Regions from separate parts of the Homo sapiens genome. Here region 1 is linked to region 2. Evidence: read pairs that join two places in POLR2A ChIA-PET (ENCODE). Cell type or tissue: CD4-positive, alpha-beta T cell. All regions are shown on one strand. Links, peaks and the distances in the headings refer to the core of each region. The heading gives the core; the rest is flanking DNA.

Region 1 (4,404 bases), core at 332-4,331, 51 kb before region 2:
TCTTTTGAAAAACAAGATAGAGATGTTTTAAAGGCTTCTGGGTTTGATTTCTTAGTCAGATGCTGTGGTACTTGGCATTTAACAACTAGAATTCAGAATCCAGATTTTTAAAGGTGAATTATTTTAAATAACTGAGTTGTAATAGAGAAGTAATTTATTTGAAATTATTTTAGGAAATGGAAGATAAAGTGACTAGTCCAGAGAAAGCAGAAGAAGCAAAATTAAAAGCAAGATATCCTCATCTGGGACAAAAGCCTGGAGGTTCAGATTTCTTAAGGAAACGGTTGCAGAAAGGGGTAAGTTCTCATGGGTAATTTCCAAATACTTAAGCCCTACAAACTCAGTATGCTGACAGATTGTGAAACGGATATCTGTGCGTATAGCATTGTACTTTATCAGGTATGTACATATGTGTATATGTATCTGTAATGGGTTTTTCCAATATTTTGCAGTTTATAAATAAGCATTGTGAGAATCTACAACTCTTCAGCATTTTTAATAATAAACTATTTAAAGCATGTAGAAATAGTGCAGATATAACAGAACCCATATACCCCTTCCCAGATTTAATGTTTATATTTTGCCATGTTGGTTTCAGTTTTATCTTTCTTAAGAAAGAAAATGTTGTAGATACTGTTGAAACCCACCCTATATGTAAATATGAGCCCTTTCCCTTATCTCTCCAAAAGCAGCCACTATCCAGAAGCTGGTGTTTATCCTTCTGCCCATATTTTGAAACTTCCATATTTTTTGCAGGTGATTCCCACACAACATTCAAAAGCTTAAAATACTTATTTGGATGAAATGATCACTTAATAAATGCACAGCTATCTCCTTTATGTAATATGTTTCACAGTCAGATTTACTCTAATACAATTTAAACATTTTCATTTTCATAGTTCAAATTACTGAAGATATTATTTTCAAATTCTTGCCATGTTTTGCGAGGTAGATACCATTATTTCTCAATAATGAGATTGAGATAATGCTGGCCTGTTTGTTCCCTAAGTATTGTCCTGTGACCCCTTCCTTTGCTGTAAAAAATTAGAGAGTTCCATCTTCAGCTTAAGCATATTCAAATTACTTACTATACAGGGAAGGATGAAATACTACTTACGGAAGAGAATTGTTGAATGAGATGCTAAATCATGTTTCTCCTTAAATACATTCATATACTGATATCGGCTCCTTGCTTAAAACACGTCTGTGTGTGTATTAGCTCTAGGTACATATGGATTGTTTTAAAGTGGCAAAAAATAGAATGGTATTTTTAATCTTACATGAAAGAATAATATTCACAGCTTTGAAATACTAGGATGATGGAATAATGACACCAAATTTATGAAGATGTAAAACTCCCGTACCATGAAATATATAATCAAGTAGGGAAGTTATTACAAAAATGTTAGTTAATGTCTAAAATACATACAGAAACTTTTAAATATATGAAAGGGAACTTTTAAGTGTACAAGAAAAACACTTAAGGTGCTCCTGGATAAAGGATTTTAACAGGAAATATAAAAAACAGAGAAATGTTTATATATTATAGACATCAGTGAAATGCAAATTACATCATAGTATTTATATAACTAAATTGCAAAAATGTTTAAAATAATACCTATTGCTAAGGTTGAAGTTGAATGAAACTAATATGCTCTTTGTTGTGTTTAAACATTAAAAATTATTACTCGTTTCAGAACAGGGTATGGATTAAGGTTTATAAAAATGTTCTTCAAATCAATAATCTCTTATTTATTAATCTAAGAGTATAATTCAGTACAAGGAAAGTCTTCCAAGTTGGAAGGTCCTCCTTATAGCTTATAACTATAATTAGTAGCAGCACCACTATTCAACAGCAGAGAAATGATTAAATAAATTGAAGTAAGTCAATAAAATAGTATTATGTGGTTATTTTAGAACATAAAGATCATAATATAGGGGATAAATAGAAGAAGTAGAATGACAACTGTGTTTTTAGTTATGAGATAAATTATTTAATCTTTGGCTATTAAATTATTTTGATTTGATTATTGTTTAGGAAATATTTTCTTTGCTAATCTCCAGCATAACCTTGGCTAATAGGCTTTCTTCCAACATTGGGCCAATTGTCACTGTAATTTTTCTCTAGCTTGAACTATTTATTTTTAAGTATCTTCAAGTCAGATTTCATATACATTGTATCTTGGAGTTGGTGTTGTAGATATAAATAGTTGAGAATGAAGAAAATGCTACTGAATCAAGAAATAAGTAGATAGAATTTGAGAAGTGAGCTCTTTAATGATTCTGTATTATAACAGAATGTCAGTGAATAAGTTATTTTATATGAAGTTTTGATTTTTTTTAAAACTCTGGATCACAGGTTCTGGGTTTTAATTTTCCTCTATCACTAGTTAGCAAACTTGACAAATTACCTTAGCATCTTTAAGTAGCTTCTTAATTTGAGAAGGTTTGATTAGATATTATGATTATTATAATAGGTCTCTTCTTGTGTTGTACTCATTAATGTTATTATGAGGTTAATGTTATTATTAGGCTTTTAACAATATGACTGTGTACACATGACTACATAGATTATCAGAGCTGGGAGGGATATCAAGAAGCTGTGTGGCCTGTTTTTACATTTTTTATTTCTTTTTGCTTTTTGTTTTGTTTTTTCATATTTGTAGGGGTTGTGAAGTCCCTAGAAAACAGAGAATCCAGTTGTAAGAAACATGGCTTTAAAGTTGAACATTACCACTTTAGGTGATCACTTAGTGTCAGTGTAGTTGTAAATGCTGATGTAAGTATGGCCCATAAATTTGTGTGAGAGGAGGCTTTTATAAGATTGTCATCTAGATCATAATTAATTTTTAAATATTTTCATTACAAACTCATGAAATTTAGAGATTGTTAAAGACATATCATCATCGTTGTTATCTGTGGATCCCAATTTGATAAACATTAGTTCACTTCTCTATCTTAAAGCATTAGCTTCTTTCTCTGACATCTTTGTTGTTTTATTGTCTTTGCTGAATCTCTGCCTTTTGCAGTAACCTTTTCCTTTTTAGGGCAATTCTAATTGTCAGGCATTGATTTTAGTTTTATCTCTAGTCACACTAAATTTAATTCCTTTCCCCCAAGCAGAGTAGCCTAATCTACAGTTAATTGAGACCCCCTTGTGATGAACTTTTGCTTACTATAAAATTACTTACATTAGAAACTGCGTTTATTACATAGGGGGAAAATCTGCCTAAAATTTACATGTGTGTTAAATTTCTCAGTATGTGCTTCTGACAAAATAAGAAATTTGGCAGGCTGCTTTGTTCTCCTCTAGAGGCTACAAAATTCAGAAATAGCTTTTTAATATATTACAGTGCATCACAATTCTGAGGTTTTTCTGTCTGCTCATTTTAAAACATACAGAAGTGAAGCTGCAGAAAGCTTTAGATGGGCCTGTTCCAGGGTTCCTTGTTACTGTTCCGTATGGTACATATACAGTAATACATTAAAGCAGTTTCTGTCTTTAGGCCTTTGGGCCATAGACCAGGTCTGGCTTATCAAAAAGTGGTGGAGGAAAGCAGCCAATGAGACTTTTTCCTCAGGCCACTCAATAGTCTTATACTAAGCTGTGAGTTCCTAGCTATTTTGTTTTATCACATGAAGTATCCCTGAAGATATTAGCTTAAGATTCCATAAATATTATCTGTTTTCTTCCCCTTCACCCTTTGTCCAAGCCCTTGTTTCATACCTGGATTATTTCCTTTGCCAACCCAAGACTGAGATTAGAGCCCCCTTCTTTGAGCACCATATAGCACTGTGTGTGCTTAAGGCAGTATTGTAATTGTTGATTTACTTGACTATTGTCCCATCTTTGTATCTGACTCCAGCTCTCACATAGTGCCTCACATATAGCAGGCACTCAGTAAAGATGGGCTCAGCATGATAGGTGTAAGTTAGAACCCAGGCAAATTTATGTTTTTGCTCTGGAAGTCAAGTAGGTTAGTTGTATTAAGGTTGATGTTTAGCTCTCATCACAATTTGCATGTTAGTGGTAAAGGGCAGCTAAAAAAAAAGCAGTAGTCATACTTCATGTCTCTCTGTGAAAAATGGAGGAGGTGTGGAGTAGGGATATGCATTTTAAGTAATAATTTCTAGTGAGTTTATTTCTTTCATTACTCTAATATTTATATTTTTACCTTAATTTTTGGTAAACTGCTCTAGTTCAAATAAGTATGATTTAAATTCTTGCAGAAACACTTGTTCTAAATAACAGAATACCAGGAACTGTAAATAATAGTTTTAATAACTATAATTATGGGGGGGTTGGTTTTTTTGTTTTTGAGACAGAGTCTTGCTCTGTCGCCCAGGCTGGAGTGCAGTGGCACAATCTCAGCTCTCTGCAACCTCCACACCCCGGGTTCAAGC
Region 2 (4,404 bases), core at 313-4,312:
TAGAGAGAGGGTTTTGCCATATTGGCCAGGCTGGTCTCGAACTCCTGACCTCAAGATATCTGCCCTCCTCAGCCTCCCAAAGTGATGGGATTACAGGTATGAGCCACTGCGCCCAGCCAAGAGTCTGAAAAATTTTTTTTTTAATCTTTCAAGCTTTTATTTAAATGCCATGATCCAGGATGGATTTTAGATCTTGTTGAAAGCAGCCACATCCATGGGCTGCACATAGTCCTCAAACGCAGTGATCTGCTCCTCCAGCATATCTGTTCCAACTTTATCATCCTCAACTACACACTGTATTTGAAGTTTCTTAATTCTGTATCCCACTGGAACTAGTTTAGATGAGTCCCAGACTAAGACGTCTGCTTGAATGCTTCTGACGCCCTCTAATTTCGCCATATCTGTCTCATCATCCCAAGATTTCACATCTAATAAGATGGAAGACTTGGAAACAAGTGCAGGTTTTTTGGCTTTCTTTGATTCATATTGTGCAAGACGTTCTTCCCTTAGCCTCTTTGCTTCTTCACTTTCTTCCTCATCATCAGATCCAGAGAGATCAATGTCATCATCATCTTTACTATCTGTAGCTCCACTTCCTGTAGTGTCTTCCACATCTGCAGGACCATACTTGCCCAAAGCTTTCTTCACTCCTGGCAGGCTGGCCTTTTCCTTTTCGTAAGACTTGATGTGATTATACCAACATAGAGCATGACACAAGTCGGCAGGCAGTGGGCGGGGCACTGCTTCAAATACTGCCACATCTGCTTGTGATGGCACATACCCCTTGATGTAGCTCTTGTCTGTCAGGTAATCATTGAGCACCTGGAGGCCGGCGGGGCTTTTCAGGTCTCCAAAACCCATGGCTTTGGCTGTATCTGAGAGTTCTCCATGTACGAATTGAGGGCCCTGAATTAAGTGGCCCACAGATTGTCCTTGGACCTTTTGTTGCATTTGAAAATAAATTAATAAAATGGGCCTGTCTTAAATTCCTACCTCCACAGCTCCCGAAGATAATGGGAACTGCCGAGTCTGAGTTCTTAACGACATTATTGAGCTGCCAGAATAGCCCCGAGATAACCTTCTCTGGACTTCTTGTTAAGGATACAAACTCCTAAGAGTTTAACCTACCTGTCAGACTTTTCTTTTTTCTTTTTTTTTTTTGAGATGGAGTCTCGCTGTGTCGCCCGGGCTGGAGTGCAGTGGTGCGATCTCAGCTCCCTGCAACCTCTGCCTGCTGGGTCCAAGCAATTCTCTGCCTCAACCTCCTGAGTAGCTGGGATTACAGGTGCCCGCCACCATGCCCGGCTAATTTTTGTATTTTTAGTAGAGACAGGGTTTCACCATCTGGTCTTGAACTCCTGACCTCGCGATCCACCCGCCTTGGTCTCCCAAAATGCTGGGATTACCGACGTGAGCCACCTCGCCCAGCGTTCTGTCAGACTTTTCTGTTCCTTGTAGCTGAAAGCATTCCTAATGTAAGATGTGGCAGCTTCAATGTGAATAAAGTTAATATAAAATTGGAGAATTTGTCTATATGGTGTTATTTAGGCACAGAAATACAGGTAATATGGGAATATGACAGCATTCGGGGGTGAAAGATCAATTCTAGTCATGCTTTGGACATTGCAAAACATGGGTATTAATGCCAAAGAATCCAGTCCTAGTCATAATTTCTAGGTTTTCTGGCTACCTCCTCAGTCCTTTCCCACTGTACTTACGGCATTTTAAAGTGTTATCTTCCCCAGGCTTAGAAACCTGAACATGACAGAGGCAAGGATTGAAGTTTCAATAATATGGGAGAAGCTAGCTGGGTATGAGTAAGAGTGAGTGGGTGGAGGACATCAATTAAAGGATGAGTGTGTAGAAACATATCAGTTTTCTAACCATGGTTGTTTCTAGGATATCCCAAGTTTATGGTATCTGCAAATTCTTGAATTTCAGTGGGGGAAAGAAGAGAACAAGATATTTAAAAAGGCAAAAAAAAAAAAAAAAAAAGAAGGAGAAACAGCAGCAACAGCCTTTGAAGGTCTAGAAAATTTTCATGCAAGCGTTAAAAGCTCCTTCAACTTAGGGTTTCACTTCCGCCTGGTTTCTGAACACTTATGTGAAGTTGATGGTAAAGCAATGTCGATCATGTGCTAACCCATTCCTGTTAAGTTTTAGATTAATGGTAAAATGTTTGGTAAATTTGTTCATTTGGTATGGAAAGTTAAAGTAGAGGTAGATAATACCTCTTAGAAGTGAGAAAATACATAGGACCCTTGTGGAAAAAAAGTAGTTAGGAAATTAAGAAAATTTGACCATATCAGGAGACGAACATAATAAGTTTCCACTTACTTAATTTTTTTGATTCAGTTTTTATTTCATTCAGTTTTGTTGTTTCTAAAATTTATTTTTGTAAATTTATTATTATTTTTCCTAGACATGGTCTTGCTCTGTCACCCAGGCTGGTGTGCAATGGCACAATCTTAGCTCACTGCATCATCCTCCCAGGTTCAAGTGATCCTCCCACTTCAGCCTCCTGAGTAGCTGGAACTACAGATATGCGCCACCATGCCTGGCAAATTTCTTTATTTTTTTTTTTAGAGACAGCATCTCACTATATTGCCCAGGCTGAACTCCTTGTCCTGAACTCCTTGACTCAAGAGATCCTCCCACCTTGGCCTCCCAAAGTGCTGGCATTTACAGGTGTGAGCCACCATGCCCAGCCTAAATTTATTTTTTATTGATACATAATAGATGTACATATTTTGCGGGTAATGTTATAATTTAATACATTGATATAATTTATAAAGATCTAATCAGTGTAATTGGGATAGCCATCACCTTCCCTATTTGTTTTTTCTTTATGCTAGAAACATTCAAATTAGTCTGTTAGCTATTTTGAAATATACAGTAGATTATTGTAACCTGTAGTTATCCCACTGATCTGTTGAACACTAGATCTTATTTCTTCTATCAAACTGTATATTAATATTTGTGCCCATTAATCAACCTCTCTTTATCTCCCCGTCCCTGCTACCTTGCCTGGCCTCTGGTATCCACCAGTCTACTCTCTTGTCTTCATGAGACCTACTTTTTTAGCTCTCACATATGAATGAGAACATGTGATATTTGTCTTTCTGTGCCTGGCTTATTTCACTTAACATAATGACCTCTGGTTCTATCCATGTTGCTCCAAATGACAGGATTTCAACTTGTACTTAAATTTGTATCGTTTGCTGAGACTTACAAGGCAATCTCTGTTTCCTTAATCATAAAGGAAGACACTAATTCTTTGTGTAACTGAAGAAATCAACCAAAATGTTATTTACTAATGGCACAATGAGAGAATTGATTACTTTAAATGGAGGCTGACACTTGCAAACCCCTGTATGTGTTCATCTGCCTTTTACATTTGTCAACTAGGTTGGTATCCTCTCTGTTCTCTTACTAAAAGTTTTGGAAATGGCTGGCCTTACTGATCAGACACTTCTATAGATGTGGTATGGTCAGAGGTTATATTATTTCTGGTTTGGAGTGAGAAAGAGAGTTTGTAAATGCACTATAGGTAAATATGGCAAGTCTGCAATTACAGCACTATTAAATATTTAGATCTTATGTACAAATGATACAGAATAATTACGAGCTTTATTTTATATTTTGTCTCTACTCTCTGTTGTTCAGTGTTAGACCCTGAAGTACTTCTGATCTAATTAGAATCCATTTTGTCAGGTTTTGTGAATTTCAAAAATTTATGTATGTATGTATGTATGTATATATGTATTGGGATGGAGTCTCACTCTGTTGCATAGGCTGGAGTGCAGTGGCGCGATCTTGGCTCACTGTAACCTCTGACTCCCAGGTTCAAGCAATTCTCCTGCTTCAGCCTCCTGAGTAGTTGGGATTACAGGTGTGTGCCGCCATGCCCGGATAATTTTTATATTTTTAGTAGAGACGAGGTTTCACTGGCCTGGCTGGTCTGGAACTCCTGACCTCAGGTGATCTGCCCGCTTTGGCCTCCCAAACAAAAATTTAATATTAGTTTATATATATAAATACTATCTTGACCACTATTTAAAAAAGATAATTAACAGCATCTCATATTAATATGGATAAATGTCTAGGATATATTGTTAAATAGAGAAAAGTAAAATACAGTGTGTGTGTGTGTGTGTGTGTGTGTGTGTGTGTAGTATATGTATGTGTGTGTGTGTCTGTGTGTATGCCTATGTTATGGAAGTTTATACTAGACTGTTTAGACTGCTTAAAATATTTTTTTCTGTGGGCAAGAGGGTTTTGGGAGATTTTCATTTTCTATTAATACTTTATTCAATTATGTAATATCTGAATTGTTATAATCAACATACATTCTTTTATAATCAGAAAAAAACAAATATTTTCTTTTTTCAAGTAGTGTAAACA

The links. Peaks named below come from ENCODE experiments on the same cell type or tissue, not always from the same donor. Only the 100,000 strongest peaks of a DNase experiment are listed, where the experiment ranks them.
Region 1: POLR2A ChIA-PET joins it to region 2 with 5 read pairs; 10 of 35 experiments call an interaction of 5 or more read pairs at or near these places.

Annotation. Positions count from the first base shown.
Region 1 is chr15:52,552,992-52,557,395 of GRCh38, reverse strand. It overlaps ARPP19 (cAMP regulated phosphoprotein 19), which reads left to right. Exons shown (of 3, transcript NM_006628.6): 2 at 174-296. Among named protein-coding and RNA genes, the nearest start is that of ARPP19, 14 kb to the left of the region's middle. In CD4-positive, alpha-beta T cell, for the core only: no CTCF peak of the experiment used is centred there; no DNase peak of the experiment used is centred there.
Region 2 is chr15:52,501,646-52,506,049 of GRCh38, reverse strand. The region is part of intron 1 of MYO5A (myosin VA); the gene reads left to right. It also overlaps the pseudogene EEF1B2P1. Among named protein-coding and RNA genes, the nearest start is that of MYO5A, 25 kb to the left of the region's middle. In CD4-positive, alpha-beta T cell, for the core only: no CTCF peak of the experiment used is centred there; a DNase peak (open chromatin) is centred at 2,079; H3K27ac peaks cover 551 bases.